Regions from separate parts of the Homo sapiens genome. Here region 1 is linked to region 2. A link is an interaction called in ENCODE POLR2A ChIA-PET data of the cell type or tissue named here. Cell type or tissue: GM12878. All regions are shown on one strand. Links, peaks and the distances in the headings refer to the core of each region. The heading gives the core; the rest is flanking DNA. Region 1 overlaps NOA1 (nitric oxide associated 1). Region 2 has its middle 37 kb from the start of SPINK2.

Evidence for each region. ChIA-PET counts read pairs that join two places held together with the same protein. Peaks named below come from ENCODE experiments on the same cell type or tissue, not always from the same donor. Only the 100,000 strongest peaks of a DNase experiment are listed, where the experiment ranks them.
Region 1: POLR2A ChIA-PET joins it to region 2 with 5 read pairs; 5 of 35 experiments call an interaction of 5 or more read pairs at or near these places.

What each region holds. Positions count from the first base shown.
Region 1 is chr4:56,957,533-56,972,952 of GRCh38, reverse strand. NOA1 (nitric oxide associated 1) reads left to right here. Exons shown (of 7, transcript NM_032313.4): 4 at 4,438-4,569; 5 at 6,217-6,333; 6 at 8,427-8,547; 7 at 9,292-9,603. The coding sequence ends at 9,503. Among named protein-coding and RNA genes, the nearest start is that of NOA1, 12 kb to the left of the region's middle. RefSeq lists a silencer at 7,600-7,702. In GM12878, for the core only: no CTCF peak of the experiment used is centred there; no DNase peak of the experiment used is centred there.
Region 2 is chr4:56,850,651-56,866,700 of GRCh38, reverse strand. No RefSeq gene overlaps it. Among named protein-coding and RNA genes, the nearest start is that of SPINK2, 37 kb to the right of the region's middle. RefSeq lists an enhancer at 6,447-6,516. In GM12878, for the core only: no CTCF peak of the experiment used is centred there; a DNase peak (open chromatin) is centred at 6,620.

The DNA.
Region 1 (15,420 bases), core at 489-2,988, 110 kb before region 2:
TTTCAATTGCACAAGTACTGCTGTCTTAATTGGCAGAAAACAGGAAAAGAAGTATACTTCCATTTTAGACTCAGTTCTGATTCATTCATGAAAGCTGTTTAGGGGTGAATCTGTATGCCATCAAGTTCTGTGTTCCATTTGATAGACTTCATTGCTGACAACCAACTTATTTTATCATTGTGATTGTTACCTTGGTTAGGGAAACGTTTACAGAAGCCTAGGTTTTGAGGTTGGAAAAACACATAAATATCACTGGAGTCCAACTCCCTAGTCCCTGCTTGAATTACCTCTGTAACATATCCATCAAGGGGTCCTCCATCTTGAACTGAAAGGAGTGACTCACCAAAGCTGAAACTGTCATGTCACCTTCCAAGGTAACTCATTTGGGTCTTTGACCTTCTCTTTGTATTGAGTGTACTGAGCTGAATAGTCTCCCTGTAACATGTATCCATTGTTCCCCAAAGCCATCTGGGACTAAGGTAATACCTATTTCCCTTGCCAGACAAATATTTTAAAATGTAACGTCCCATCTCTTCTTCACCTATCCCTCCCTTTTCTTCTCTTTCATTACTTCATCCAGCAAACGTTGAGCATTCACTGTGCCCACAATCTGGATTATTTGTCTTCATTTCCTACAGCTGTGCTGTAGGAAACAGGCTATTCATTGGCCCAGGCCTCTTCAGAATGTTTTCTATGTTTGTTCTTAAAGTGTGACACTGAGAACTCAGTGCTCTCAGGTGAGCATGATTTAGAATAGCATTAACTCCGACCGGGCGCAGTGGCTCACGCCTGTAATCCCAGCACTTTGGGAGGCCCAGGCGGGCAGATCACAAGGTCAGGAGATCGAGACCATCTGGGCTAACACGGTGAAACCCTGTCTGTACTAAAAATACAAAAAATTAGCCAGGAGGTAGTGGGCACCTGTAGTCCCAGCTACTCGGGAGGCTGAGGCAGGAGAATGGTGTGAACCCGGGAGGCGGAGCTTGCAGTGAGCTGAGATCGTGCCACTGCACTCCAGTCTGGGTGACAGAGCAAGACTCTGTCTCAAAAAAAAAAAAAAAAGAATAGCATTAACTCCACCTGTCTTGTCCCTATGCCTCTCTTTTATCCAATTGCTCATGGACAACTTTGGGCCTCATAGGTAACTTTGACTTTGTCTTGTTAAATTCAGCCTATATCTTACTCTGTTAAATATTCATTCAATCTCATTACTTTTTATATTTGCAGTTTGGATCTTCATTCAGATCATTGATTGACTCAAATGTGCATCCAGGATACAGCCTCACAACAGATTCATTAATCATTTCCTTCGAATCTGGTTACTGACCAGTTTCCGATTTTCTAATTATCTCTGTATCTCCCTACAAAACCACATTGGTTTCTTAGGTACTTTTCTTGGCCTCATCAGGAACACTTATAGTTACATTCTCAGAATTGTATTCTATTTGGTGTCCCCTGTCATTGAATCATACACACCTTTTAAATTTTATTGCTCTCCTGGAATAATTGCTCATGCCATCTTTTCTTCCTTAGCAGTCCAAAAGTTCAGAGCTGCTTTCTAATAATATTCTGTCACTTTAGCTTAATGAACTAATTCTTCCCCCACCATACTTTTTTTTTTTTTTTTTTTTTTTTTTGAGATGGAGTCTGACTCTCTTGCCCAGGCTGGAGTGCAGTGGCGCAATGATCTTGGCTCACTGCAACCTCTGCCGCCTGGGTTCAAGCGATTGTCCTGCCTCAGCCTCTCGAGTAGCTGGTATTAGAGGCATGTACCACCACACCCAGCTACTTTTTGTATTTTTAATAGAGACAGGGTTTCGCCATGTTGGCCAGGCTGGTCTCAAACCCCTCACCTCAGGTAATCCACCCACTTCAGCCTCCCAAAGTGCTAGGATTGTGGATGGGAGCCACTACGCCCAGACTAATTCTTCCCTTTCAGATGCTATTAGATCAGGCATAGCAGTTACTTCAGTCATATATCCTCTATTAAATAGTTGTGTCAGAAAGGCAAGAATTTGCAAAATACTCTAGACAGCAGAATGAGAACCCCAAATTTTTAGATATAAACGTCTGTCAGCACTGGTAGTTTGCTTCTCTGTTAGTTTACAGATAAACTTATTTGATGTCTTAAACCAGGGTTTCCCAGACTGAACCAAGGATCTCTGTTGTGAAATGAAAGTATTAAGACTCAGGCTGTGCACAGTGCCTCACACCTGTAGTCCCAGCACTTTGGGAGGCCGAGGTGGGAGGATTGCTTGAGCCCAGGAGTTTGAGACCAGCCTGGGCAACATGCCAAAACTGTATCTCTACTAAAAATACAAAAAATTAGCTGGGCATGGTGGTACATGCCTGTAATCCCAGCTATTGAGGAGGCTGAGGCACAAGAATCACTTGATACACTTATTGGGAGGCAGAGGTTGCAGTGAGCCGAGATCATGCCACTGCAGCCCAGCCTGGGCAACAGAGTGAAACCCTGTCTCAACAAAAAAGAGAGACAAGGTTTCCCCTGTTGCCCAGGCTGGAATGCAGTGGCGTGATCAAGTAACTTCAAAGTCCTGGGCTCAACCAATTCTCCCACTTCAGCCTCCCAAGTAGCTAGGGCCACAGGTACATACCACCATGCCCAACTAATTGTTTAGTTTTTGTAGAGACAGGACCTCGCTATGTTGCCCAGTCTGGTCTAGGCTGGAGTGCAGTGGTGGAATCTTGGCCCACTGTAACTTCTGCCTCCCTGGCTCAAGCAATCCTCCACCTCAGCCTCCAGGGTAGCTGGGAACTACAGACACACGCCACCCCAGCTAATTTTTGTATTTTTCATAGAGGTGAGGTTTTGCCGTGTTGCCCAGACTGGTCTCAAACTCCTGAGCTCAGCTGGGCACAATGGTGCATACCTGTAATCCCAGCACTTTGGAAGACCAAGGTAAGTGGATCACTTGAGGTCAGGAGTTCGAGACCAGCCTGGCCAACATGACAAAACCCCGTCTCTACTAAAAATACCAAAAAAATTAGCCAAGCATGGTGGCGCACGTCTGTAATCTCAGCTACTTGGGAGACTGAGACAGGAGAATTGCTTGAACCCGGGAGGCAGAAGTTGCAGTGAGCCAAGATCACACCATTGCACTCCAGCCTGGGTGACAGAGCAAGACTCCGTCTCAAAAAAAGAAAAAAACTCCTGAGCTCAAGTGATCTGCCTGCCGCTGCCTCTGAAAGTCCTGGGATTACAGGCATGAGCCACCATGGCTGACCTGCAAATGGCTTTTAATGTGCCTTTTCAAACACAAATAATGAAGAAAACTATCTGCAGCCCCCTTATTATTTTTTTGTGAGCTGCTATGTATCATTTCTATTTTTTATTTTCTTGTTATTCTCTTTTTTTCCTTTGAGACGGAGTCTTGCTCTATGGCCCAGGCTGGAGGGCAGTGGTGCAATCTCGGCTCACCACAACCTCCGCCTCCCGGATTCAAGTGATTCTCCTGCCTCAGCCTCCCGAGTAGCTGGGATTACAGGTGCACGCCACCACGCCCGGCTAATTTTGTATTTTTAATAGAGATGGGCTTTCTCCATGTTGTTCAGGCTGGTCTCAAACTCCTGACCTCAGGTGATCTGCCCGCCTTAGCCTCCCAAAGTGCTGGGATTACAGGCGTGAGCCACCGCGCCCAGCCTCTTGTTAAGAAAGAAGTTTACAAGTTTTGTGTCCAATTTGTACCTTCTTTATTCTTTTTTAACCAGATTTTGATTCCTTAAATCTTTGCAGAATCTTGTACTTCTGTCTTTCCTTTTCTATTTTTCTCTAGTCTCTCTAGGAACTTGTCATCCTTAGAAGGGATTTATTATAAATCATAGGGATAAATTATAAATCCTCTGTGTTATAAGCATAGGGGATTTATAACTTTTTCTCATTCTCTGCTGAATATTTGGGAGAAATAAGGAAATTGAAGACCAGAATTTAGAAAGAGGTTCTTCAGCCACTTTACTTGCTCCTAGAATGGGGTGACCATTTTGCATTTAATGCATGCATACTTACCACTAGGACATAAGGTCACGTATACCATTACTTTAAGCGGAAATTGCTACTGCCCACAAGCCTTGATAAGGAGAGCATATATTTTCTATCTTGGTATTGAATCAACATGTTTTCAGGTTCACATTAATTTTGACATTTAGGGAATGCTGCTGACATAGGAAAGTCTCATACACCTATAAAGTTATTTTGCCATTACTGTAGATTAAGTTGTAAAACAAGGGTAGAGCCATCAGATTGAAATTAATTTAGACAGGAAGAATCTATATAAATTTGATGCATAGCAAACTCTGACATAATTTGGTTTATTTTGAAGTCTGGCATATTTTTCATCACTTTTTATTTTACGGGTAAATCATAATATATCATATTTTCAATAAAAGTATTTTCTTAAAAATCTGCCATTTGCTTCACAGATTTTAAATCTTCTAACAGAAAAAGAAGTAAATATTGTTTTGCCAACACAGTCCATTGTTCCAAGAACTTTTGTGCTTAAACCAGGAATGGTTCTGTTTTTGGGTGCTATAGGCCGCATAGATTTCCTGCAGGTAAGAAAAGTCTGTACTATTAAAAAATGATTTTAAAATATTGGGATTCACTTTAAGGAAGCAGATGTATGAACACGACTGACAAAATGTTGATAACTAAGCCATGATTGTATTGGGTTTAATTTGTTTTTATGTTTAAAAATTTCTGTAATAAAAACTTGGGGATGGCTGGGCACAGTGGCTCACACCTGTAATTCCAGCACTGTGGGAGGCTGAGGCAGGCTGATCACTTGAGGCCAGGAGATCAAGACCCGCCTGGTCAACGTGGTGAAACCCCATCTCTACTAAAAATACAAAAATTAGCTGGGCGTGGTGGCACACACTTGTAATCCCAGCTACTAGAGAGGCTGAGGCAGGAAGATCACTTAAACCTGGGAGGCGGAGGCTGCAGTGAGCTGAAATTGCACCACTGCACTCCAGCCTGGGTGATGGGGCGAGACTCCATATCAAAAAAAAAAAAAAAACTTGGGGAAAAGAAATGCCCTACTCCCTCATCCCCCCAAAAAAGTGCTAGGTCTTGAAAACTTACGTTTTCAATTGAGTACCCTACACAGCTTGGCATTTAAGACAAGATACTATCCCTATTCTATGGGATAGAGTCAAACCTATGGGATAAAGTCAAACCTTTAGGTACAGGGTTATAGGCGTTAAATTAATTCCACACTTTGTATACCATGATATGTGTGTTTTTATGCATACACGTTTTTGTTTGGTATTCGTTTATATAGCATCTAGGGATTTTGGAGTGTCTATAGAATTGCTCTCCATTTTGCTAAAGTGAAGAGAAAAAGGAAAATGAAACATGGATATGGATATGTCCAACAACACAATACAACTGTGTGCCATTACTATAGCACATTTCTTGGGTTTTGTGTTTGCTCATACTTTGTTAGAAATTTTGCCTTACACACTTAGAACCCTTATATATTTCGTTTTGGGAGGTTGTTGGTTTTTTGCTTTTGGGGTTGGTTTTTTGTTTTTTTGTTTTTTTGTTTTTTTTTTTTGAAACAGCATCTCTCTCTGTTGCCCAGACTGGAGTGCAGTGGTACAGTCACGGCTCACTGTGGCCTCAACCTCCTGGGCTCCAATGATCATCCCACCCCAGCCCCGCAAGTAGTCGGGACTACAGGCACACATCACCACACCCAGCTAATTTTTGTATTTTTTATAGAGACAGGGTTTTGCCATGTTTCCCAGGCTGGTCTCAAACTTGAGCTCAAGGGATTCACCCACCTCGGCCTTCCAAAATGCTGGGATTATAGGCATGAGCCACCACACCAGGCTTGCACCCTTATATATTTCATCAGAACACATAAAATGTTAATATTTTAAACCTAACTTTACACAGAGACAATTAAAGCAGATAGTATTTCCTTTTAATTTTTAATAATAGACTTTTTTCAAAAATAGTATTGGGTCTGTCAAAGAAGTCATAGTTTCACATGAATTGCTGAAATGCACTGCTTCAGTATTGTGCCCCTGTTCTTAGTAATAATTTGATTTACAGCTACTGCCATACCAGTACTTATAAAGGGAGTCTGATTGGGTTTTTGTTTTTTGGTTTGTTTTTTTTTTAGTTGATTGTACCTTGAATATGCAGGTTTTCCAAGTTTTTCACCAGGTCAGATAACTTCTTCCTTTCTTAAGGGAAATCAGTCAGCTTGGTTTACAGTCGTGGCTTCCAACATCCTCCCTGTGCATATCACCTCCTTGGACAGGGCAGACGCTCTGTATCAGAAGCATGCAGGTCATACGTTACTCCAGGTAAGGCAACATGCCTTGATTGCATGGTTATGGTTAGTATACACTGGGATGGTCCCATAGCTCTGTTAAGAAAGCCTTTGTTGTACAGAACTGTTATACAATATCTTGAGCTAGCTTTCCCTCACCTCATTCTCTTTGAGAATTCTGGCTATAAAGCAAAATTGCTCTATATAGACTGATCCTAGAATAGCCACACAGCTATTTTTTTCTCTAGACTACACTGTCCAATTTGGTAGCCATTAGCCCACATGTGGCTAAGTTTAAATATATTAGTGACAATTAAAATTTGCTCAGTGGCCAGGTGTGGTGGCTCACGCCTATAATCCCAGCACTTTGGGAGGCCAAGGCAGATGGATCACAAGGTCAGGAGTTCAAGACCAGCCTGGCCAAGATGGTGAAACCCCATCTCTACTAAAAATACAAAAATTAGCCAGGCGTGGTGATGGGTGCCTGTAATCCCAGCCACTCAGAAGGCTGAGGCAGGAGAATCACTTGAACCAGAGCGGCAGAGGTTGCAGTGAGCCAAGATCGCGCTACTGCGCTACTGCACTCCAGCCTGGGCAACAGAGACTCCATCTCAAAAAAAAAAAAAAAAAAAAAAGAAAATTTGCTCAAGTTAGCCAGGTATGGTGGCATGCACCTGTAATCCCAGCTCCTCGAGAGGTTAAGGCAGGAGGACCACTTGAGCCCAGGAGTATGAGGCTGTGGTGAGCCATGATTATGCCACTGCACTCTAGCCTGGGTGACAGAGTGAAACCCTGTCTCTAAAAAAAAAAAAAAAAAAGGGAAAATTTAAAATATGGTTGCTTAGTGTCACCAGCCACATTTTGAGTGCCCAATAGTGACATTGTTGCAAAAAGTTGTATAAACTCCTGACAGCCTCATCACCAATACACACACACACACACACACACACACACACACACCATACTTTGGACAATTAAGCTATAGTTCCCCGAACTCATCATCCTTTTTCCAGTTTTTATCTGTACCTGTGGCGACCGAAAATATCTTTCCACCAAATAACTTTGACTCATTTCTCAAAATATTGCTCATATATTGCTTGTTTTTGTTATATATATATAGCTTCTTTACTAATGTTTTCCTTGACTGAACACATTCATTACTCCTTCCTTCACAACCATAGTACTTATAGATGCCTCACATTACATTTCTGACCTTGTATTAGCTTACATATTATCTACCCCTTTGATTTCCTTGGGGGCAGAAACCATACTGCAAAATCTATCTTTGTGTTCTTAGTGCTAAACACAGGAGAGATTTGCTAATGAATAGATGAATAAATTACCCAGTTACAGCCAAGCGCAGTGGCTCACACCTGTAATCCCAGCACTTTGGGAGGCCGAGGTGGGCAGATCACCTTGAGGTCAGGAGTTTGAGACCAGCCTGGCTAACATGGTGAAACCCTGTTTCTACTAAAAATACAAAAAAATTGGCCTGGTATGGTGGTGCGCGCCTGTAATCCCAGTTACTCGGGAGGCTGAGACAAGAGAATCACTTGAGCCTTGGAGGCGGAGGTTGCAGTGAGCTGATATCGTGCCATTACACTCCAGCTTGGGCAGCAAGAGCAAAACTCCATCTCAAAAAAAAAAAAATTACTCAATTACTTCTAATCGTGGAAACACCTGTAAACATAAAAGCTAAATCTTATCCATTATATATGGACCCTTAACTCATAAAGACCAGGCATTAATCCTGATGGCCACACCTATAAGAACTAAGGTACTTAGAAGGACCGTGCCTTAATTGCCCAACATTAATCTATGTGAGGCCCTGTGGAGGATTCTAAAAACAGTGTCAGTGAAGCACAATTCTCCTGTCCAGAGGCTTCTGCCAGGTGCTTGCCCAATGTGTGGCCCAGAGCCCTGAGATTTGTAAGCTTCATCCCATCACAGAGTTCCCTTGCTTTTCATTTGACCCCAGAAGTGATTGCAAGTTCTTTTCAACAGTTGAATATTTGAAAGGATTTTATTCTTGATCCCTGTACAGAATTATCTTATCAGTGATTTGCTTAATGTTAGAGTTCCAAGAAATTTAATTTGAACTTGTAAATATCTTTATTTCATTGGAAGATTCCAATGGGTGGAAAAGAACGAATGGCAGGATTTCCTCCTCTTGTTGCTGAAGACATTATGTTAAAAGAAGGACTGGGGGCATCTGAAGCAGTGGCCGACATCAAGTTTTCCTCTGCAGGTAATTTTATGCCAAGCACTTTTTAAAAAGTGAATAAAAGGGCAGGCACGGTGGCTCACACCTGTAATCCCAGCACTTTGTGAGGCCGAGGTGGGCGGATCACCTGAGGTCGGGAGTTTGAGACCAACCTGACCAACATGGAGAAACCCCGTCTCTACTAAAAGTACAAAATTAGCCGGGCATGGTGGCGCATGCCTGTAATTCCAGCTACTCGGGAGGCTGAGGCAGGAGAATCGCTTGAACCCAGGAGGCGGAGGTTGCGGTGAGCCTAGATCATGCCATTGCACTCCAGCCTGGGCAACAAGAGCCAAACTCCATCTCAAAAAAAAAAAACAAAAAGTGAATAAAGCAGCCTTACCGACAATTTTTTTTATAGAAAAGTGCCTTAACTGATGAAAGCTGATTATTTTAAGGTGTACATACTAGTTTATTCATAAAATACAACCTATTCTGAAAATAAATTTGTACTTTGCACAAACGCATTGTATGCTTTTTTAAAACTAAGGTGTGTCCACCTGTGCCCCCAGCTTCTCGGGACGCCGAGGCAGTACGATCGCTTGAGCCCAGGAACTTGAGTTCAGCCTGGGTAACATAGCAAGACGCAGTTTCTTAAAAAATAATAAAATAATAAGAGAGTGAAAGAGAGTGACAGCGTTCTCTGATAGTCCATTTTCAGCTTTGGTTTGGTATTTTTAATAAGATGATTGCTAACAGCCTTTTGTGTTGTGTCACATGCCTGCATAGGTTGGGTTTCAGTAACACCTAATTTTAAGGACAGACTGCATCTCCGAGGCTATACACCTGAAGGAACAGTTTTGACCGTCCGGCCCCCTCTCTTGCCATATATTGTTAACATCAAAGGACAGCGCATCAAGAAAAGTGTGGCCTATAAAACCAAGAAGCCTCCTTCCCTTATGTACAACGTGAGGAAGAAGAAAGGAAAGATAAATGTATGAGACCGACCTTGTTCACTCCAGATATTAACTGTATTGAACACAACAAAATACATTGAATTTGTATTAAACATATAACGCATAAATAAAGCTCCCATTCTTACCCTTTTTTTCTTTTTTCTTTTTTTTTTTTTCTGAGACTGAGCCCTGCTCTGTTGCCCAGGTTGGAGTGCAGTGGCACGATCTTGGCTCACTGTAACCTCTACCTCCCAGGTTCAAGCAATCCTCCTGCCTCAGCCCCCCAGTAGCTGGGATTACAGGCATGCGCCACTATGCCCAGCTAAGTTTTGTATTTTTAGTAGAGATGGGGTTTCACCATGTTGGCCAGGCTGGTCTCGAACTCCTGACCTCAGGTGATCCATCCGCCTCAGCCTCCCAAAGTGCTGGGAATACAGGCGTGAGCCGCCGCGGCCAGCCTCACCCTTTTCAAAGCTCTTAACAGTTAACTTTTTTAAACTATTCAAGACTTATGTTCATAATGTATTCAGCTTATAAAAAGTTTTTTTTTTTGTATAGTATGTATATGGTATGTATCTGTGACCCACATATATATAAAATTGGAAGCCTGCTATATTCAAGTTTCTCCCACTACTGTTGTTTCTTTTTTTTTTTTTTTTTTTTTTTTTGAGACAGGGTCTTGCTCTGTCACCCAGGCTGAAGTACAGTGGTGCAATCTCGGCTCACTGCAAATTCCACCTCCTGGATTCAAGCAATTCTCATGCCTCAGCTTCCTGAGTAGCTAGGATAACAGGTATGCACCACCACCCCTGGCTAATTTTTGTATTTTTAGTAGAGACAAGTTCTCACCATGTTGTCCACCCACCTCGGTCTCCTAAAGTTCTGGGATTACAAGTGTGAGCCACCATGCCCCGCCTCACTACTGTTTTTTATATTGAGACCAGATGTCATTTCTCTTATTTGGAGTTAGCAGTCAGTATATGAAAAAATGGCAGGAAAATTAATTTCTCCAAAATTCATTGGCTTAAATAAGATAGAAGTGAGTAGGTGGCTCTGCTCCAAGGATCCAGCTGGTGGAACATTCCATGGCCATCTGTAGGTCTAAGGTGGCTGCCCAAGTTGTCATCCTTTTCCAGCAAGGGTAAAAAGGGGGAAAGTATGGAGAGCAAGCAACTTCCCTATTTAAAAGAAGGGAAGAAAAGCTGGATGTTGCACACATCAGTTTACATAGTCCACAGGTCAAGTCACATGGCCACACCCACCCATAAGGAAGCTGGGAAATGGAGGAGGAAATGGGAACCATTTGGGGTTTTTATTAAGGAAAAATGGGGAGAATGGATACTAGAGAACAAGTAGAAATTTACCTTACACAATTTGACAATGCCTGAAAATCTTAGATAAAAAAGGATTCAAGGCCAGATGTAGTGGCTCACACCTGTAATCCCAGCACTTTGGGAAGCCAAGGCAGGAGAATCGCTTGAGGCCAGGAGTTCAAGATCAGCCTGGTCAACATAGTGAGACCCCATCTCTATTATTTTTTTTAATAAAAATGAATTGTCGGCTGGACACAGTGGCTCAACGCCTGTAATCCCAGCACTCTGGGAGGCCAAGGCAAGTGGATCACCTGAGGTCAGGAGTTAGAGACTAGCCTGGACAACATGGTGAAACCCCATCTCTACTAAAAACACAAAAATTAGCCAGGCGTGGTGGGCACCTGTAATCCCAGCTACTCGGGAGGCTGAGGCAGGAGAATTGCACGAACCCAGGAGAAGGAAGTTGCAGTGAGCCGAGATCACACCACTGCACTCCAGCCTGGGCAACAAGAGCAAAACTTCATCCCAAAAAAACTAAATAAATAAAGATTTTTAAAAAGCTATGTATTTCTAGCAACTGAGGTCTATTCTGCAACTGAGAGGACACTTTAACCATTTTATTTACATTTCATCTTTATATGACTGAATAACATTACATCAATCAGAAGTCTTTATTGGCCAGGAGCAGTGGCTCATGCCTGTAATCCCAACATTTTGGGATGCCAAGGCAGGAGGATTGCTTGAGTTTAGGAGTTCAAGACCAGCCTGGGCAACACAGCAAGACCTCATCTCTACTAAAACCCAAAAAAATTAGCCAGGTGTGGCGCTGTGTGCCTGTAATCTCAGCTACTGGAGAGGCTGAGTCAGGAGGATCACTTGAGCCTGGGATATGGAGGCTGCAGTGAGCTATGATCACATTACTGCACTCCAGCCTGGGCAACAGAGCGAGACCCTGTCTGAAAAAAGGAAAAAAGAAAAAGTCTACACCTTTTGTTATTCCTAGCTGAGTAAGTAGTACCACAGCTGTGTCATGAAGAATTGGCAAGTCAAGTCCCAGATCCTAATGTTGAAATAAATGCTGGTAAGATAAGCTAGGCTGAAACGCAGTTAGAGCCATGAAATTCCTGAGAGGACCATGTTCTGTCCCAACATATGGGAGCCCCCATGTATTTCACACTCTCCTGTCTTCTCCCCACTCCTCAGTCCTCTTCTAAGTCCTCTTAGATTAAATATAATGGAGAATTTTTTAAGATGATGCAACTTGTTGTAGACCTTTCATAGTGTTTCAAAGTGAGTACTACTGGTATCTTGGGCAAGGTGGTTCTTTCTTTATATATAAAACTGCATTTCAGCCGGGCGCGGTGGCTCACGCCTGTAATCCCAGCACTTTGGAAGACCGAGGCGGGCGGATCATGAGATCAGGAGATTGAGACCATCCTGGCCAACAAGGTGAAACCCCGTCTCTACTAAAAATACAAAAATTAGCTGACTGCGCTGGCGCGTGCCTGTAGTCCCAGCTACTCCGGAGACTGGGGCAGGAAAATCCCTGGAACCTGGTAGGCGGAAGCTGCAGTGAGCCAAGATCGCGCCACTGCAGTCCAGCCTGGGCAACAGAGCAAGACTCCGTCTCAAAAAAAAACAAAAAAACTGCATTTCATTATGTCTGGTATCTCTCATCCCAGACACTAAATGCAGTAGCAACTCCCTCTGCTGTCAGTCCTGGTGACAACTGGAAAGTGCCCCCAACATCATATTACCTCTAGAGGGCGGCAGCTTCCCAAATGGAGAAAATTGATTGGCAGTTGATTTCTAGTTTTTATTTTGGAGGGAATGAAATACCATTTATTTTATAAGTTAAAATTGTGTCTGGGTGCGGTGGCTCACACCTGTAATCCAACACTTTGGGAGGCCAAGGTGGGTGGATCACCTGAGGTCGGGAGTTCGAGAGCAGCCTGACCAACATGGAGAAACCCCATCTCTACTAAAAAAAAAATACAAAATTAGCCAGGTGTGGTGGCACATGCCTGTAATCCCAGCTACTTGGGAGGCTGAGGCAGGAGAATCGCTTGAACCCGGGAGGCAGAGGTTGCGATGAGCTAAGACCGTGCCATTGCACTCCAGCCTGGGCACAAGAGCAAAACTCCATCTCAAAAAAAAAAAAAAAAATTATGGTCATTATATTTCTACCTATGGTTGAAAACAGGAGTTCACAGTTCAGAGCTTAGGCCAGGATATTTAGGTAGAATTAAAACAAAAAACAGGCAGGAAAGAAAGCCAGCAAAGGGTGAACTGGGCCTTTGTGGAGAAACAATCTAAAAACTGACTACTATCACCCTGACAACTTAAGAAAATGTATTTCAGAAAACAGGGCTCACACCCATAATCCAAACACTTTGGGAGGCCAAGGCAGGAGGATCCCTTGAAGCCAGGCATTCAAGACCAGCCCTGGCAACATAGTTAAGACCCTGTCTCTACAAAAAAAAAAATTTAATTTAGCTGGGCATGGTGACACCCACCTGTAGTCTCAGCTATTCAGGAGGCTGAGGTGGGAAGATCCCTTGAGCCTGGGAGGTTGAGGCTGCAGTAAGCCATGATTGCACCACTGCACTCCAGCCTGGGTGACAGAGCAAGACTCCATCTCAAAAAAAAAAAAAGCAGGAAAGAAAGCCAGCAAAAAGAGTGAGAAAGATGCTCTATGCCTAGAATTAGTTGAGGACTTCTACTGGGATCTGGTATTAATTTATTCCATATTGTGCCTCCAATTTAATGCAGCCTAGGATCACTGCTAGGATCAAGTGTTTCCTAGTAGATTTTCCTTTAAGAAAGTTCCATTACTGTATTGGTGCAGTAGTGCATTGCTTAGCAACAGGGATGTGTTCTAAGAAATGCATCGTTAGGCAATTTCATCTTTGGACAAACATCATAAAGTGTATTTACACAAACCTAGATGGTATAGCCTACTCTACACCTAGGCTGTATGGTATAGCCTATGGCTCCTAGGCTACAAACCTGTACAACATGTTGCTGTACTGAATTCTGTAGGCAATTGTAACACAAATCATTAGGCAATAGGTATTTTCTGACTCCATTATAATTTTACCAGACTACGGCTGTATATGTGGCCCATTGCTGACCAAGAAGTCATTATGCGATACATGACTGTACTTCTTTATCCATTAATCTGAATATAACGACATCTTTTGAATCAGTAGTCACTTACACTATGACAGGGTACAAGAATTAGTGGGCTCTTCTGGCCAGGAACGGGAGGAGAAATTAAGGGCAAAGTACCAACTCCTCACTTCCACAGATCACAGAGGTGGTTAGGGGTTGCTAGAAAACAATGAAGCAAGTTTATTCTAGATTGTTTACCTGGCTCTGCAGCACTGTGGTGTTGAGCATGTCACCTCTTTTGTATTCATGACACCCAAAAGAAGTAAAATAAATTCCATCAAAGTACTTTTTGACTTTTATGTGATATTAGGTTCAAAGTTTTATTTTAAAAAGTTACACGTAATCCCTCTGCTTTTCCCCCCTCTAATTAAACTAAAATAACAACATCTTCTTCAAAGTTACTAAGACAAATTAAAGTTGTAATATGTTTTGTATCTTTAATCACCATAAATGCCAAGCTGTGCCGATCACTAAGTCTTTACTGTATAGTTCCCCAGAGTCTAGTTTATTTAACTTGAGACACTCACTTCCCATAACAACCAAGGAGAAGCGGAGTAGAGATGCAATCTTGTGTGCCTGTGTCTCTAGTGTTCAGACTCTTCTTGCACAATGGACATAGGCTGGTTTCCTGCAGCTGACTAACATGGAGGAGCTCCAGCTGTGTCAGCCATGACAGAGTTGTTATTGCTTCACTGAGTAAGCACCCAGCGCGCAAGCTGAGGCGGGCTGTTTCATAGACGGGCTCGGATCATTTACCCTGGCTTCCCTCCCACTTGGCTCTGTGTCGTGGAGCATTAGAATCATTTCCATTCTTTCTCAGCTGTTCCATTTTCTTTTGGCCACTTTCCTCCTCCCAGGGGGATTGTTTTCTCTCAATTGTCAAAGAGTAATGCTTAAACATTAAAAACAAGATTTCAGACTCGTGAATCAAATCGATGACACCTCTGCCTGCTCTGAATGTCTCTCTGTCATATTATCTGCCCCCATTAAGACCTTGTCGTGAGAGGGGAATGGTTCAAGATAGGTTTTTTTGTTTTTTGTTTTGTTGTTGTTGTTTTATTTTTTCAGAGACAGGGTCTCACTCGGCTGCCCAGGCTGGAGTGTAGTGGTGTAATCACAGCTCAACGCAGCCTTGACCTCCTGGGCTCAAGTGATACTCCCGCCTCAGCCACCCGAGTAGCTGGAACTATAGGCAGGTGCCACCACACCCAGCTAAATTTTTTATTTTTGTAGAGACAGGGTCTCACTTTGTTGCCCAGGCTGGTCTCAAACTCCTAGCTTCACCAATCCTCCCACCTCAGCCTCCCAAAGTGCTGGGATTACAGGTGTGAGCCACCACACCAGGCCAAGATTACTATTTTAACATCATATTGCAGTGATGCCTCACCTTTTCCCTTCATGTCATGGAGTTTCATGATCTGAATACTCCTAAGTGTATCTGGATCATCCTCAAAACACCCACTGCTTGGATTCCC
Region 2 (16,050 bases), core at 5,501-8,000:
TTGGTTTGGTTTGTTTCTGGGGTGGAGTCTCACTGTTGCCCAGGCTGGAGTAGCGTGGTGTGATCTCAGCTCACTGTAACCTCTGCCTCCCAGGTTCAAATGATTCTCCTGCCTCAGCCTCCTAGGTTGGGACTATAGGCTCCCACCACCATGCCCGGCTAATTTTTGTATTTTTAGTAGAGATCGGGTTTCACTATCTTGGCCAGGCTGGTCTCAAACTGCTGACCTCAGGTGATCTGCCTGCCTTGGCCTCCCAAAGTGCTGGGATTACAGGTGTGAGCCATGGCACCCAGCTCCTTCATGTTAAAAACATGTACTGTGGGCATTCTCAAGGTGCCATGAGGAATCCAAAGGTGTCCATGACAGGTTCTTAGCCCTGGGTCTCTGCCTTTGTAATTCTGGGACAGATAAATCTGAAAGCCAAGGCCAATATAAAATGAAAATGTGAGCCCCTTGTTAAATTTTTTTTAAAGGAGAATTTCAAGACAGTGACAGCAGAACATTATATCTAGCACAGGGTGCTTCTAACTGTGGGGCCCCATGTGGCTATACATGTTGCATACTGATGTGGTTTGGATATTTGTTGCCTCCAAATCTCATGTTGAAATGTGATTTCCAATGTTGGAGGTGGGGCCTGGTGGGAGGTGACTGGATCACTGGGTGGATCCCTCATGAATGACTTAACACTATTCTCTTGATGATGAGTGAGTTCTCCTTCAGTGAGTTCACGTGTGATCTTGTTGTTGAGGAGTGTGGGACCTGCCTCACCCTCTTTTTTGCTCCCACTCTGGCCATGTGACATGCTGGCTCCCCATCACCTTGCACCATGATTGGAAGCTTCTTGAGGCCTTGCCAGAAGCTGATGTCAGCACCATGCTTCCTGTAAAGCCTGCAGAACCGTGAGCCAATTAAACCTCTTTTCTTAAATTACGCAGTCTCAGGCATTCCTTCCTAGTAATGCTACAACTGACTAATACACATACCCATGAAGTCGTTCCTCAAGAAAACCATTAAGGTAAAATAGAATGAAATAAATGCTAAAGAAATACAAAGGTGCAGAGGAAATAAAAAGGAAGAAGCAATTATGTACCCGCACTACAGAAAAGGAGTTAAAAGGCCGAACACAGTGGCTCAAGTCTGTACAATCCCAGCGCTGTGGGAGACTGAGGAGGGTAGATCACCTGAGGTTGGGAGTTCAAGACCAGCCTGGCCAACATGGCAAAACTTCGTCTCTACTAAAAATACAAAAATTAGCCCAGCGTGGTGGCACGCACCTGTAATCCCAGCTACTCGGGAGGCTGAGGCACAAGAATCACTTGAATCTGGGCGACGGAGGTTGCAGTGAGCTGAAATCATGCCACTGCACTCCAGCCTGGGTGACAGAGCAAGACTTTGTCTCAAAAAAAAAGGGGGGGCTAATAGATTATTGACAAACATGTTGCTACCTCACACTTCCCTCTCCTAGGTGTGGGTCTCTAACATCTCTGTCAGTGCACTTACCACCTCAAATGGTAATTATCTGTTTAGGAGCCAGCCTGCTCCACTACAACACTAAAGCTCCTGGAGGTCTGGGCTGTGCACTGCTCCATCTTTGGCCTTGTGCTAGCACAGCAGCAGCCATAAGCATCATAGTAGCAAGATCTCATGAACGTTTGTCCATGGATCTAACTATGCACCTGTCTGGGAGTGGCAGGAAAGTTTGACTTCACTGAGCAGGAGACATTTGAACAGGTCTTAAAAAAGTGGTTCAGGCCGGGCGCAGTGGCTCACGCCTTTAATCCCAGTACTTTGGGAGGCCGAGGCAGGCGGATCACGAGGTCAGGAGATGGAGACCACGGTGAAACCCCATCTCTACTAAAAATACAAAAAATTAGCTGGGCGCGGTGGCAGGCGCCTGTAGTCCCAGCTACTCGGGAGGCTGAGGCAGGAGAATGGTGTGAACCCAGGAGGCGGAGCTTGCAGTGAGCCGAGATCGCACCACTGCACTCCAGCCTGGGCGACAGAGCAAGACTCTGTCTCAAAAAAAAAAAAAGTGGTTCAAAAGAGGAAAGTACTTAAGTAGAGGAAAGAAGGCAAAAGAAGTGAAGACAGATAAATGTAACAAAGAAAAAAAAATTAGGTATAAGCAGCAGTATAGCTGCTTTTCTTAAAAGTCTGTGCCACCAGTCAGGATCCTTTTGGCCGCAGATGGCAGAAGCCCACCTGGAGGAGAAACAAGGAAGAGTAGAGGTGCAAGTGGGTCCCAGGACTGCCTGAAATCCCACTGTGATGTCGCAGGAATCTGTTTATCTTAATTTTCCCCACTACTCTGCCTGTGTATGGGCTACATGGCCTCTGGGAGGCCCCAGGAAAGGAGTCTTTTTCTTTTTCTTTTTTTTTTTTCTTTTTTTTTGAGGAGTCTCTCTCTTGTTGCCCAGGCTGGAGTGCAATGGTGCAGTCTTGGCTCACCGCAGTCTCCTGGGTTCAAGCGATTCTCCTGTCTCAGTCTCCTGAGTAGCTGGGATTACAGGCGCCCGCCACCACACCTGGCTAATTTTTGTATATTTGGTAGAGACGGGGTTTTGCCATGTTGGCCAGGCTGGTTTCGAACTCCTGACCTCAGGTGATCCGCCCGCCTCGGCTTCCGAAAGTGCTGGGATTACAGGCATGAGCCATCACGCCCAGCCAGGAGTCTTTTTCTTTAAGTATGAATAGAAAAATTCCAGGAAATTATTCTGATTGGTCTAGATTGAGTCACAGGCCTTGTGGTGATAGTTGGAAGTTAGAGGTGCCCACAAGAACCCCTGACTTGAGTCAGAGTAGTACTACTTCCCCAAAAGAAGCAGGATGCTATTATTAATGGAAAAGAGGTGTGCTATGTAAATACTACAAACTGGTAGTATCTACTGTAGAAGTGGCTTCCAAATCTTTTTGACCTTGGTTCCCAGCAAGAAATGCATTTGATTATTAGGACTCGCTATACTAGCAGGCTAGGTTCCCTTGGAAGCAGATCTGGGCTGGGGAGTTACATGCAGCCTGTTCACTGGGGAGCACCCTAGGAGCAGCACCTGTCAGAGAGCAAGGGATGCAGGACTGGGCAGAGGGAGAGGTTGAACTGTGATGCTCTTACAACCCAGGGGGAGCCTCAATTGATCCCAGAGAGAGTTCTGAAGGTGGGTCATCAGTGGTGTCCCAAATTGAGGCAAGAGTAGGGTGGCCAATCATCCCAGTTTATCTAGTTTGCCCTGGGTTTTCAGGACATGGGACTTTCTGTTTTAAAGCCAGGAAAGTCCCAGGCAAACCAGGACAAGTTGGTCACTCTGGGAGGGCTGGGCCTTTGTACCTACCTTTCAAATTGGCCAGTCACTGGATGTGGGCTTTCCCTGGGAAGGGGTCCTGATCCTGGGTTTACTCAACTCTCTCAGACCATGGGCAGCTCCTGGGGAGGGATTGAATTCTGAGTAGTCAGCAGGCAGCATTCATGGGAGCTGGGGACTGTGTGCCTTAGTCCTGAAGGACAGACTCTGGGTAGTACATCACAGCATCTTCTGCAATCTGCAATATATAAAACTAACACTAGGCAGGGTGTGGTGGCTCATGCCTGTAATCCCAGCACTTTGGGAGGCCAAGGCGGGCAGATCACAAGGTCAGGAGATCGAGACCATCCTGGCCAACATGGTGAAACCTCGTCTCTACTAAAAGTACAAAAATTAGCTAGGCATGGTGGCGTGCGTCTCTAGTCCCAGCTACTCCGGAGGCTGAGGCAGGAGAATTGCTTGACCCCGGGAGGCAGAGGTTGCAGTGAGCTGAGATCCTGCCGCTGCACTCCAGCCTGGTGACAGAGCAAGACTCCATCTCAAACAACAACAACAACAACAACAACAACAAACCCTAAAATTAATATATATAAAACATATATATATATGTAAAATTATGTGTGCGTGGTGTGTGTATGTATATATGTATAAACTTATATAACTGTTTCAGGTAAAAAATATCTATTCTTGTTATATATGATGTACCTTGATATCTTCTTTTTTCTTTTCTTTTTCTTTTTCTTTTTTTTTTTAGATGGAGTTTCACTCTTGTTGCTCAGGCTGAATGAAGTACAATGACTTGATCTTGGCTCACTGCAACCTCTGCCTCCCAGGTTCAAGCGATTCTCCTTCCTCAGCTCCCGAGTAGCTGGAACTACAGTAGTGCGCCACCACGCCCGGCTAACTTTTTGTATTTTTAGTAAAGATGGGGTTTCACCATGTTGGCCAGGCTGGTCTCGAACTCCTGACCTCAGGTGATCCACCCACTTCGGTCTCCCAAAGTGCTGGGATTACAGGCGTGAACCACTGCGCCTGGCCCTTTTCTTTTTTTCTTTCTTTCTTTCTTTTTTTTTTTTGAGACAGGATCTCACTCTGTCACCCAGGCTGGAGTGCAATGGGGCAATCTCAGCTCACCGCCACCTCCACCTCCTGGGTTCAAGCGATTCTCCTGCCTCAGCCTCCCTAGTAGCTGGGATTACAGGCATGAGCCACCACACCCAGCTAATTTTGTATTTTTAGTAGAGATGGGGGGTCTCTCCATGTTAGTCAGGCTGGTCTCGAACTCCCGACCTCAGGTGATCCGCCCACCTTGGCCTCCCAAAGTGCCAGGATTACAGGCATGAGCCACCGCACCCAGCCATGGCTAGCTTCTTTTAAGAATTTTGGGCTGGGTGTGGTGTCTCACACCTGTAATCCCAGCACTTTGGGAGGCCAAGGCGGGTGGATCACCTGAGATCGGGAGTTCGAGACCAGCCTGACTAACATGGAGAGACCCCCATCTCTACTAAAAATACAAAATTAGCTGGGTGTGGTGGCACATGCCTGTAATCCCAGCTACTCGGGAGGCTGAGGCAGGAGAATCGCTTGAACCTGGGAGGCCGAAGTTGCCGTAAGCCGAGATCGCACCATTGTACTCCAGCCTGTGTAACAAGAGCAAAACTCCATCTCAAAAAAAAAAAGATCCTAGCCATAAGCCATGACTTGATTTCCCAATGCACAAACAGATTACAGTTCAGTTCTATGTGCATGGTGCCCTGTGGAGTTGTACAGGACAGCAGCTCAGAAGTGACCTTGCTCAGAGAGCCAGATTGCTCTCTCAGGTCAGCTACTCGTGAATATGCATCACTGACACAAAGCCTTCTGCATACCAGAGGCTATTGGCTCACTGCCACCACCTGCAAAGCTAATGGGGAAGACTCTTCTTTCTCTTCAAGTCTGAATGAATTGAAGTCTGGCCCAAAAGAAGGCAGAAGTATCTTGGGTTCTTAAGAACATAGAGTCAGGTACTTGATAGACTTGTGCTCTGAATGGTGTCCAGCAGGTTAATTTAGACTTCATGAAAATATTTCTTCAGTGCTTACTCTGTACTAGCATTTTAGGTGAACTATCTCATCTGATCATCAGAACAAACCTCTAAAGTAACTTAGTTACTAGTGCTGTCTCTGTTTTAGGGATGAGGAAATTAGGGACTGGAGATTTTAAATAACCTGCTGGAGTTCCTAAAGTTCAGTTTATGTAGATAGAGTTTACGAATGTCTAGCGATAGAGCCTGACATATTACTATATTTATTGAGTTGCCTGAATAAATGGGCAAATTTCAACTTGAAAGACTGGAAATAGGGATACAAAGCCAAAAATGGAAGAAAGAGCTTTATCCACCAGGCTGCAGATTTTTAGACAAGGGCAAAGTCAGGTCAGGAATCTATAAGACTGGGGTTTGGGTTTCATCTTTCTCTTTGACTAATCTTTATCTAAGTTGATTCATTTCAGTCTTTTTTTTTTTTTTTTTTTTTTGAGACAGGGTCTCATTCTGTTGCCCAGGCTGGAGTGCAGTGGCACAATCTCAGCTCACTGCAACCTCCGCTTCTTGGGTTCAAGCAATTCTTCTACCTCAGCCTCCTGAACAGCTGGGACTACAGGTGTGTGCCACCACGCCCTGCAATTTTTTTTTTTTTTTTGAGACCAGGTCTCGCTCTGTTGCCCAGGCTAGAGTGCAGTGGTGCAATCTCAGCTCACTGCAATCTCCACCTCCCCGATTCAAGCGATTCTCCTGCTTCAGCCTCCCAAGTAGCTGGGATTACAGGCATGTGCCACTACACCCAGCTAATTTTGGATTTTTAGTAGAGACGGGGTTTCTCCATGTTGGTCAGGCTGGTCCCGAACTGCCGACCTCAGGTGATCTGTCTGCCTTGGCCTCCCAAAGTTCTGGGATTACAGGCGTGAGCCACCGCGCCTGGCCTAATTTTTGTATTTTCAGTAGAGATGTGGGATTTAGCCATGTTAGCCAGGCTGGTCTTGAACTCCTGGCCTCAAGTGATCTGCCCCCCTCAGCCTCCCAAAGTGCTGGGATTACAGGCGTGAGCTACCGCACCTGGCCTAGTTTTCTTTTCTTTTTTATACTGTCGTTACCTTTGTTTTCCTTCTACAAATAACTTGTTTCAGAGGAACAATTGTTAAGAGTTCATTGTCCCTTCTGATCTTGGTATGATTAGCTTCTTTGTATCATTCAGGTCTCTGGTCAGATGCTACCAGCACAGAAAGCTCTTTCCCAACCACCTTTTCTAAAAGATCCTTCCGGCCTCTCTCTAACTCCTTTTATTCTTCTTTACTTTCCATCTAAGTACAGTAAGCCCTCTCTATCTGTGGGTTTCATATCTGTGAGTGTGACATCTGTGGATTCAACCAACCATGGATCGAAAATATTCAACGAGACAAAATAGGTGACTGCTGCTGTACAGACTGAATATGTATAGGCCTTTTTTCCCTTTGTCATATTGTCTAACAAGAGAGTATAAAAACTACTTATATAGCTAGGCGTAGTGGTTCACGCCTGTAATCCCAGCACTTTGGGAGGCCGAGGTGGTGGATCATGAGGTTAGGAGCTCAAGACCAGCCGGCTAAGATGGTGAAACCCTGTCTCTACTAAAAATACAAAGATTAGCTGGGCATGGTGGCAGGCACCTGTAATCCCAGCTACTCAGGAGGCAGAGAACTGCTTGAACCTGGGAGGCAGATGTTGCGGTACCGCACTGAAGCCTGTTGACAGAACCACGCTCTGTCTCAAAACAAAAAACAAACAAAAAAAAAACTGGCCGGGCACGGTGGCTCACTCCTGTAATCCCAGCAGTTTGGGAGGCTGAGGCGGGCAGATCACCTGAGGTCAGGAGTTCAAGACCAGCCTGGCCAACGTGGTGAAACCCTGTCTCTACTAAAAATAGAAAAATTAGCTGGGTGTAGTGGTGGGCGCCTGTAGTCCCAGCTACTCAGGAGGCTGAGGCAGGAGAATCACTTGAACCTGGGAGGCAGAGGTTGCAGTGAGCCGAAATCAGGTCACTGCACTCCAGCCTGGGCAATAGAGCATGACTCTGTCTCAAAAACAAAACAAAACAAAGCAAACAAACAAAAACACTACTTATATGCATTTACATTGTATTAGGTATTATAAGTACACTAGAGATCATTTAAAGCACACAAGAGGGTTGGGCAGACTGGCTTATGCCTGTCTTGGGAGGCTGAAGTTGGAGGATCACTTGAGGCCAGGAGTTTGAGACCAGCCTGGGGATCATCGCAATACCTTGTCTCTATAAAAAAATAAAAACAAAAATAACCCTGCATGGTGTCACATGCCTGTAGTCCTGGCTTCTTGGGAGGCTGAGGCAGGTGTTTAAGCCCAGGGATTTAAGGCTGTAGTGAGCTGTGTTTATGCCATTTCACTGCAGCCTGGGTGACATGGTGAGACCGTGTGTCAAAGAAAAACTCAAACTTTTTTTTATTAAGAAAAAAAGTATGCAGGAGGATGTGTGTAGGTTATATACAAGTACTATGCCATTTCATATAAGGATCTTGAGCATCTTTGGATTTTCTTATCCATGGGGGGGTCCTGGAACCAATCCTTCATGGATACCGAGGGACAGCTGTAATAATCAGTGCTTGAAATCTTATTATTTATTTGTCTGTTGCCTGTGTTACCCATTGTAAGGTGAGCTGAAGCTCATGCAGTGAGCCGAGATCGCGCCACTGCACTCCAGCCTGGGCAACAGAGCGAGACTCCGTCTCAAAAAAAAAAAAAAAAGTAGCTCCCAAGATTGTCCAGGGAGTCATGTTTCTTCCTTTCATCCAGGAAGGTTAAATGGCATGCAGTTCTAATGGGCCAGGTCTGGAAGTGATTTCATGTATATATATATATATATATAAAACTTCCCCCCACCCCCACTCTGTCGCACAGGATGGAATGCAGTGGTGTGATCACAGCTCACTCATTGCAGCCACAACCTCCTGGGCTCAAGTGATCCTCCTATCTCAGCTTCCTGAGTTGCTGGGACTACAGGCGCCTGCCAGCCACCATGCCCAGCTAATTTTTGTAATTGCTATAGAGACAAGGTCTTGCTATGTTGCCCATGTTAGTCTTGAACTCCTGGGTTCCAGCAATTCTCCTGCCTTGGCCTACCAAAGTACTGGGATTACAGGCATGAGCCACCACGCCTGGCTGTATATCATTTTTGACCACATTCTACTTGGCACATCCTAAGTTCAAGTGAAGTTGAGAAATACAGTCTAGCTGCGTGCCCAGAAGAAAAACAGATTTGGTGAATAGCTAGCCAATGTCTGCCACTATGGTTAAATTGGTCCCTGTTAGGTTTCTATAAATAAATAATTTGAATTAAAGTAAATCACTACTGTATATTTGTACTGTATAACATCTCAAAACCATTTGTTTCAGATAATTTCTAAAGTCTCTATGATAAAACCAGTTCCTATTTTTTGAGAGCTGCCTTTTATATTCTCTAGGGAGAGGAAAGAAAAGAGAAACTTGAACCTGATTTTGTAAAACATCTATTTGTATCTAAATTGCTTTACAAGATTGTGAAATGTTTCAATATAAGCTGCAGTTTTGACTTGATTACAAAACCTGTTAGAGTTGCCCCCAGAGGTATGGATTTTTCTCACAGAGGGGCTGTTGACACTGCAAAATACATTTCAGAGGGTTTGAAAATCTTACCACATTGAAAGGAATGGATTTTTAGAAAAATTCCAAATTCTAGTTTAGGTACAGGTGAAGCCAGTGGTCCCACTTAGATTGCCTTACCATAATGCTTCTTTTCTAACTTAATACTGGTCAAGACCATAAACTCCAGAAGAATGAGTTTTAGGCCATTGGTCAGAGGGGTAGAAAGGTGATAATATGAAATGAACTAACATTTACTGAGCCTTATTTGTCAGGACCATGCAAGACACCGTGCCCATAGTTGATTTTCTTTAATCCTCACTTCAACACTGACAGGAAGGTAGAGGAGGAGAGCATGCTCCCGGTCTTATTGGTGGAGACCCTATCTCTAGGAGGCTAATTTACTTGTGATCCCACAGCCAACAAGGGACAAACATGGATGTGGCTAAGGTTCATCTGACTCCAAAGCCCACGCTCTTGACTAGACTGGACTAAGCAGGAGAGTGAAAATGAAGAACTTGGGAAATGAGCTAGAGACTAACATTAACAATTTGTGGAACTCAGCTCCTCTGTCTTTTCTTTCCTAAAAATCCCCGAAGATGATTAATTCCTTTGTATCTCTGTTAGCCACTAGCCCTGTAGAAAGACTCAAGTCAGGTGTATGGTTAGAGCTTCAGATCCAACACGTATCAGCTTTCTGATCTTTCTCATCCCTTATCAAAATTGCCTTGCAAGGAGTTTTTCCAAACCAGCTGTCTGTGGGAGCAATTAAGTTCCAATCCTGATTCTGACGGTGAAGTTCTGGCTGCCCTGACCACACCTCCATGGGGAAAAAACTGAAACGGACAGATGAAGGGAGCAATTCCAAGAATAATTTTGGCACTTGATTTAAGACTGGAAAATAATTTTCCTTCTTATTTGGGCAAGGAAAATGCCTCAAGGACAGTAAGAGCCTGTGGGAGCGGTCCAGCGGAGAGCCCCTTTTCCTCTTCTCTTCTGCCAGGGCTCAGGTCTGTAAAACAGCTGAACTATTTGCCACCTTCCTGAGTTTTGCTCTCTGTAGTTTATAGTGCAGCTGGAAATATGTACATTATTTAAATAAAAAATTAAGCCAAATAGCAAGACTTTGGAGTGTTAGAAACAACAATATTTACAATACTTGTACAAGAATTAAACTGAAATTTCAATGTCATCTATAAGGTAAGTTTTTTGAACTCTAAGAATTTTATATTGACTGGGCACGGTGGCTCATGCCTGTAATCCCAGCACTTTGGGAGGCCAAGGTGGGTGGATCACCTGAGGTCAGGAGTTCGAGACCAGCCTGACCAACATGGCGAAATGCCCTCTCTACTAAAAATTCAAAAATTAGCCGGGCATGGTGGTGTAATCCCAACTACTCAGGAGGCTGAGGCAGGAGAATCGTTTGAACTCAGGAGGCGGAGGTTGCAGTGAGCTGAGATTGCGCCATTGCACTCCAGCCTCGGTGACAGAGCAAGACTCCATCTGGAAAAAAAAAAAAAAAAAAAAAAAGCTGACACTTAATGTACTGATATTTAATGATCTCCAGGTTGTATTGTTAAATTGTTAAGTGAAAAAAGGCAAATGCAGAACAGTGTGGAAAATATACACAAAAGTAACAGTAGAGAAAGGGGAGTGGAGAGAATATATATGTTTTTGCTTTATATACGTGTTGTGGTCTGAATGTTTGTGTCTCCCCCAACCCCCTTCTCCAAATTCATATATTGAAACCTAATCCCCAATGTAATGGTATTTGGAGGTAGGGCTTCTGGGTGGTGATTAAGTCATGAGGGTGGAGCCCTCATAATGGGATCAATGCCCTTATAAAAGTGGCCCCAGAGAGATTTTTTACTGCTTTCAGCCATGTGAGGACACAGCAAGATGGCTGGCTATGAACCAGGAAGTGGGTTCTCATCAAACACCTAATCTGGGCCAGGTGCTGGTAGCACACACCTGTAATCCCAGCACTTTGGGAGGCCGAGGCAAAAGGATTGATTGAGGCCAGGAGTTCAAGACCAGCCTGGACAACATGGTGAGACCTTGTCTCTACAAAAAAAACAAAAAATAAAAAATAAGTAACTGGTTGTAGTGGTATGTGCCTGTAGTCCCAGCTACTTGGGAGGCTGAGGTAGGAGGATACTTTGAGCCCAGGAGTTTGAGGCTGGAGTGAACCACGATCCTGCCAGTGCACTCCAGCCTGGGCAACAGAGTGAGACCTTGTCTCAAACAAACCAAACAAACAAATGAGAAAACACCTAATCTGCTGAACCTAGATTTTAGGTTTCCAAGCTCCCAGGACTGTGAGAAATAAATTTCTGTTGTTTATAAGTCCATGGGCTATAATATTTTGTTATAGCACCCATATGAACTAAGATAATGTATAAACTGTCTCTAAAAGGACATAGAGAAAATTGTAACATCAGTTATTTCCAGAGGAGAACTGGGTAGCTGGATTATAGGGGTGAGAGGGAAACTCTTTGTATGTTCTTTGCAGCTTTTGAGTTTGATACCATTCAACTATATTAAAAATTTAACAGATTTTTTTAAATTAAAAGGATTGAGAATTTAAAAACATAACAAAATAAGCATAACAAATAGTCTTGTTTTGTTTTTTAATAGAGACAGCATTTTGCCATGTTGCCCAGGCTGGTCTTGAACTCCTGGACTCAAGGGATTTGCCCACCTCAGCCTCCCAAAGTTGCTGAGATTACAGGCATGAGCCACCGCACCCAGCCACAGATAGTTTCTTTACTTTAATAATATGATGTATGTCTTCATTTTTTATTTTTAATTAAAATTTTTTTTAAGATTATTAGAGATGGGGTCTCACTATATTGACCAAGTTGGTCTTGAACTCTTGGCCTCAAGCATTCCTCCTACCTTGGCCTCCCAAAGTGCTAGGATTACAGGCATGAGCCACCATGCCTGTTTTTGCCATGTTGGCCAGGCTGTTCTTGAACTCCTGGCCTCAAGTGATCCACCTGCCTCTTGGCTCCCAAAGTGCTGGGATTACAGATGTGAGCCACCACACCCAGCTGGCGATGTTAATTTTGGATACATAGACAAGATGTTGTCCAGTTTCTCCACTATTTTGCGCCATACAATTAGTTTTATTTTATTTTTATTTTTTATTTCTGTGTGCAATTAATAAGCAATCAATGGCAAGATATTTTGAGACCAGGCCAGGCGCAGTGGCTCAAGCCTGTAATCCTAGCACTTTGGGAGGCCAAGGCGGGCAGATCATTTGAGATCAGGAGTTCAAGACCAGCCTGGCCAACATGGCAAAACCCCGTCTCTACCAAAAATTCAAAAATTAGCTGGGCATAATGGTGGGCACCTATAATTCCAGCTACTTGGGAGGCTGAGGCATGAGAATTGCTTGAATCCAGAAGGCAGAGATTGCAGTGAGTCGAGATTGCACTACTGCACTCCAGCCTGGGCAATAGAGTGAGACTCGGTCTCAAAAACAAAAAACAAAACAAAACAAAACAAAACAAAAGATATTTTGAGACCATGAAAGTGTCTAGAAATTTCTTAATGCTTATCTTTTGTACATTTTACTGTTTGGTTTTGAATTTTCTCTTGATTTTTCTGCTATTCACAGTTATTATAAAGACAGCATTAAATGTCTAAATGTTGAGAAATTACTTAATGGGTACAATGTACACTATATTGGCCAGGTTGGTCAATCAACCCACACTATTTGGTTGATAGTTATACTAAAAGCCCAGATTTCACCACTATGCAATATATCCACGTATCAAAACTGCACTTGTACTCCTTACTTTTATACAAATAAAAATAAATAGGCGAGGCGTGGTGGCTCACGCCTATAATCCTAGCACTTTGGGAGGCCAAGGTGGGTGGATCACTTGAGGTTAGGAGTTCAAGACTAGCCTGACCAACGTGGTGAAACCCCATCTCTACTAAAAATACAAAAATTAGCCAGGCATGATGGCGCATGCCTGTAATCCCAGGTACTCAGGAGGCTAAGGGAGGAGAATTGCTTGAACCTGGGAGGCAGAGGCTGCAGTGAACCTAAATGTCCAGCTATTAGGGTGTATGATACAACTCCATAATTATTTTAGTCCTTTTAGTTCTGTTCTGTTCTGTTCTGTTCTTTTCTTTTCTTTTAGAGACGGGGTCTCACTATGTTGCCCAAGCTGGTCTCGAACTCCTGGGCTCAAGTGATCCTCCTGCCTTGGCCTTCTAAAGTGGTAGGACTGCAAACGTAAGCCACTGTGCCTGGCCAATTCCATAATTATTGTTATTTATTATTTATTATTATTATTTTTAAGACAGAATTTCGCTCTTGTTACCCAAACTGGAATGCAATGGCGCGATCTTTGCTCACCAGAACCTCTGCCTCCTAGGTTCAAGCGATTCTCCTGCCTCAGCCTCCTGAGTAGCTGGGATTACAGGCACGCACCACCACGCTCAGCTAATTTTGTATTTTTAGTAGAGACCGGGTCTTGCCATGTTGGCATGTTGGTCAGGCTGGTCTTGAATTCCCCATGTCAACCTCCCAAAGTGCTGGCATTACAGGCGTACAGGCATGAGCCACTGTGCCTGGTCCTTTTTTTTTTTTTTTTTTTTTTTGAGATGGAGTCTCACTCTATTGCCAGGCTGGAGTGCAATGGATGACACTATCTCAGCTCACTGCAACCTCTGCCTCCTGGGTTCAAGATATCCTCCTGCCTCAGCTTCCCAAGTGGCTGGGATTACAGGTGCGCATCACCACACCCAGCTACTTTTTTCTATTTTTAGTAGAGACGGGTTTCACCATGTTCACCAAGCTAGTCTTGAACTCCTGACCTCAAGTGATCTGCCCGCCTCGGCCTTCCAAAGTGCTGGGATTACAGGCATGAGCCACCGTGCCCAGCCGAAAAGCATTCTTATGATGGCTTGTGTTTTTTATAAGATGTCAATGCCATGACAGACTCTGACAGGAACCATGCAGTAGGAAGGAGCCTGGTCCTGCTCCCCCATCCTCCTTCACATGTTTCTCTAGTGCCCCCTACTAACTGACCCTAACAGAAGCTGGCTGACAAAGAATAAATGTAGTTTGTAGAGTTCTAGACTCACCATCTCAAAGTCCAGCATGGAGGTTTCAAAACCACTGGCATGGGCCGGGCGCGGTGGCTCATACCTGTAATCCCAGCACTTTGGGAGGCCAAGGCAGGTGGTTCACAAGGTCAGGAGTTCAAGACCAGCCTGGCCAAGATGGTAAAACTTTGTCTCTACTAAAAATACAAAAAAAATTAGCTGGGTGTGGTGGCAGGCGCCTGGCACCTGTAATCCCAGCTACTTGGCAGGCTGAAGCAGAGAGGTTGGCCTGGGCAACAGAGCGAGATTCCGTCTGAAAAAAAAAAATCCACTGGCATATAGGATTCAAGGTACTGGGAAAGTAATTCTGGGTTTGGAGCTGACAGATCATAGCTTACGTAGGCACAGTCTACATATTAGAATTCTGAGACACATTTAAGGCCTAGCTCAGAAGAAAAGTCATAGCTTTAGATACAAACACTAATCTGTAAATTCTTGTTACTTGCAGTAGTTATATTCTATAAAGTTGCCATAAACACTGAATTAGCAAATATTGAACCATTGCCTGTGGGGGAAATGCAGGGTTAGGTTCTGTTGAGCCTGTGGTCATATTTTTGTCAACTAGTCAATATGTAACCTTGTTTTACGGGCGTTTCTGTTTTGGTTTCGTGTTGTTGTTGTTTTAATTTATTTATTTTTTTGAGACGGAGTCTCGCTCTGTCGCCCAGGCTGGAGTACAGTGGTGCGACCTCGGCTCACTGCAAGCTCCGCCTCCTGGGTTCACGTCATTCTCCTGCCTCAGCCTCCAGAGTAGCTGGGACTACAGGTGCCCACCACCATGCCCGGCTAATTTTTTTGTATTTTTTAGTAGAGATGCGGTTTCACCGTGTTAGCCAGGATGGTCTCGACCTCCTGACCTCGTGATCCGCCCGCCTCGGGCTCCCAAAGTGTTGGGATTACAGGCATGAGCCACTGCGCCCAGCCGTGTTGTTGTTGTTTTTTGAGATGGAGTCTTGCTCTTGTCGCCCAGGCTGGAGTGCGGTGGCATGATCTTGGCTCATTGCAACCTCTGCCTCCGAAGTCCAAGCAATTCTCCCACCTCAGCCTCCTGAGTAACTGGGATTACAGGCGCCCACCACCACGCCTGTCTAATTTTTGTACTTTTAGCAGAGATGGGGTTTCGCCATGTTGGCCAGGCTAGTCTTGAACTCCTGATCTCAGGTGATCTACCTGCCTTGGCCTCCTAAAGTGCTGGGATTACAGGTGTGAGCCACCGCGCCTGGCCCTTGTTTTGTTTTTGAAACGAGGTCTCTGTTGCCCAGGCTGGAGAGCAGTGTTGTGATCTCTGCTCACTGCAGCCTCTGCCTCCTAGGCTCAAGTGACTTTCCCATCTTAGCCTCCTGAGTAGCTGGGACCACAGGTGAGTGCCACCACACCCAGCTGATTTTTTTCTTTTTTGGTAGAGACAGGGTTTAGCCATGTCGCCCAGGTTGGTCTCCAACTCCTGAGCTCAAGCAATCCACCTGCCTTGGCTTTCCAAAGTGCTGGGATTACAGGTGCTAGCCATGGTACCTGGCCCAGAGCAGCATTTTCAACCTGCATGTCATAACCTTTTAATAGTTCATAAAATGTTACAAAAAATTTAATGGTTCTTAACATAAAATATTTTTAAGAGACATAGAATATAAAAATTTGAGTACATAGTACATAATCAGGGTAAGTATTGTTTTTATAAAATTTGTACTTTTATTTTGTGTGTGTGAGTGTGTGCATAGTAGTTGCTGTGTGAAATGTATTTCTTACTTTTTGTTCAGGTCAAAGGTTTGAAATTCACCAATGCACAGGTCTCAGGGTATATGGAAAGTAGTTCCTCAGTACACTCTAGGGAGTCTAGAGACTGTTTAATTTTTTGTTTTGTTTGTTTGTTTGTTTTCTTTTGTTTGAGATGGAGTCTCGTTCTGTTGCCCATGCTGGAGTGCAGTGGCATGATCTCAGCTCACTGCAACCTCTGCCTCCTGGGTTCAA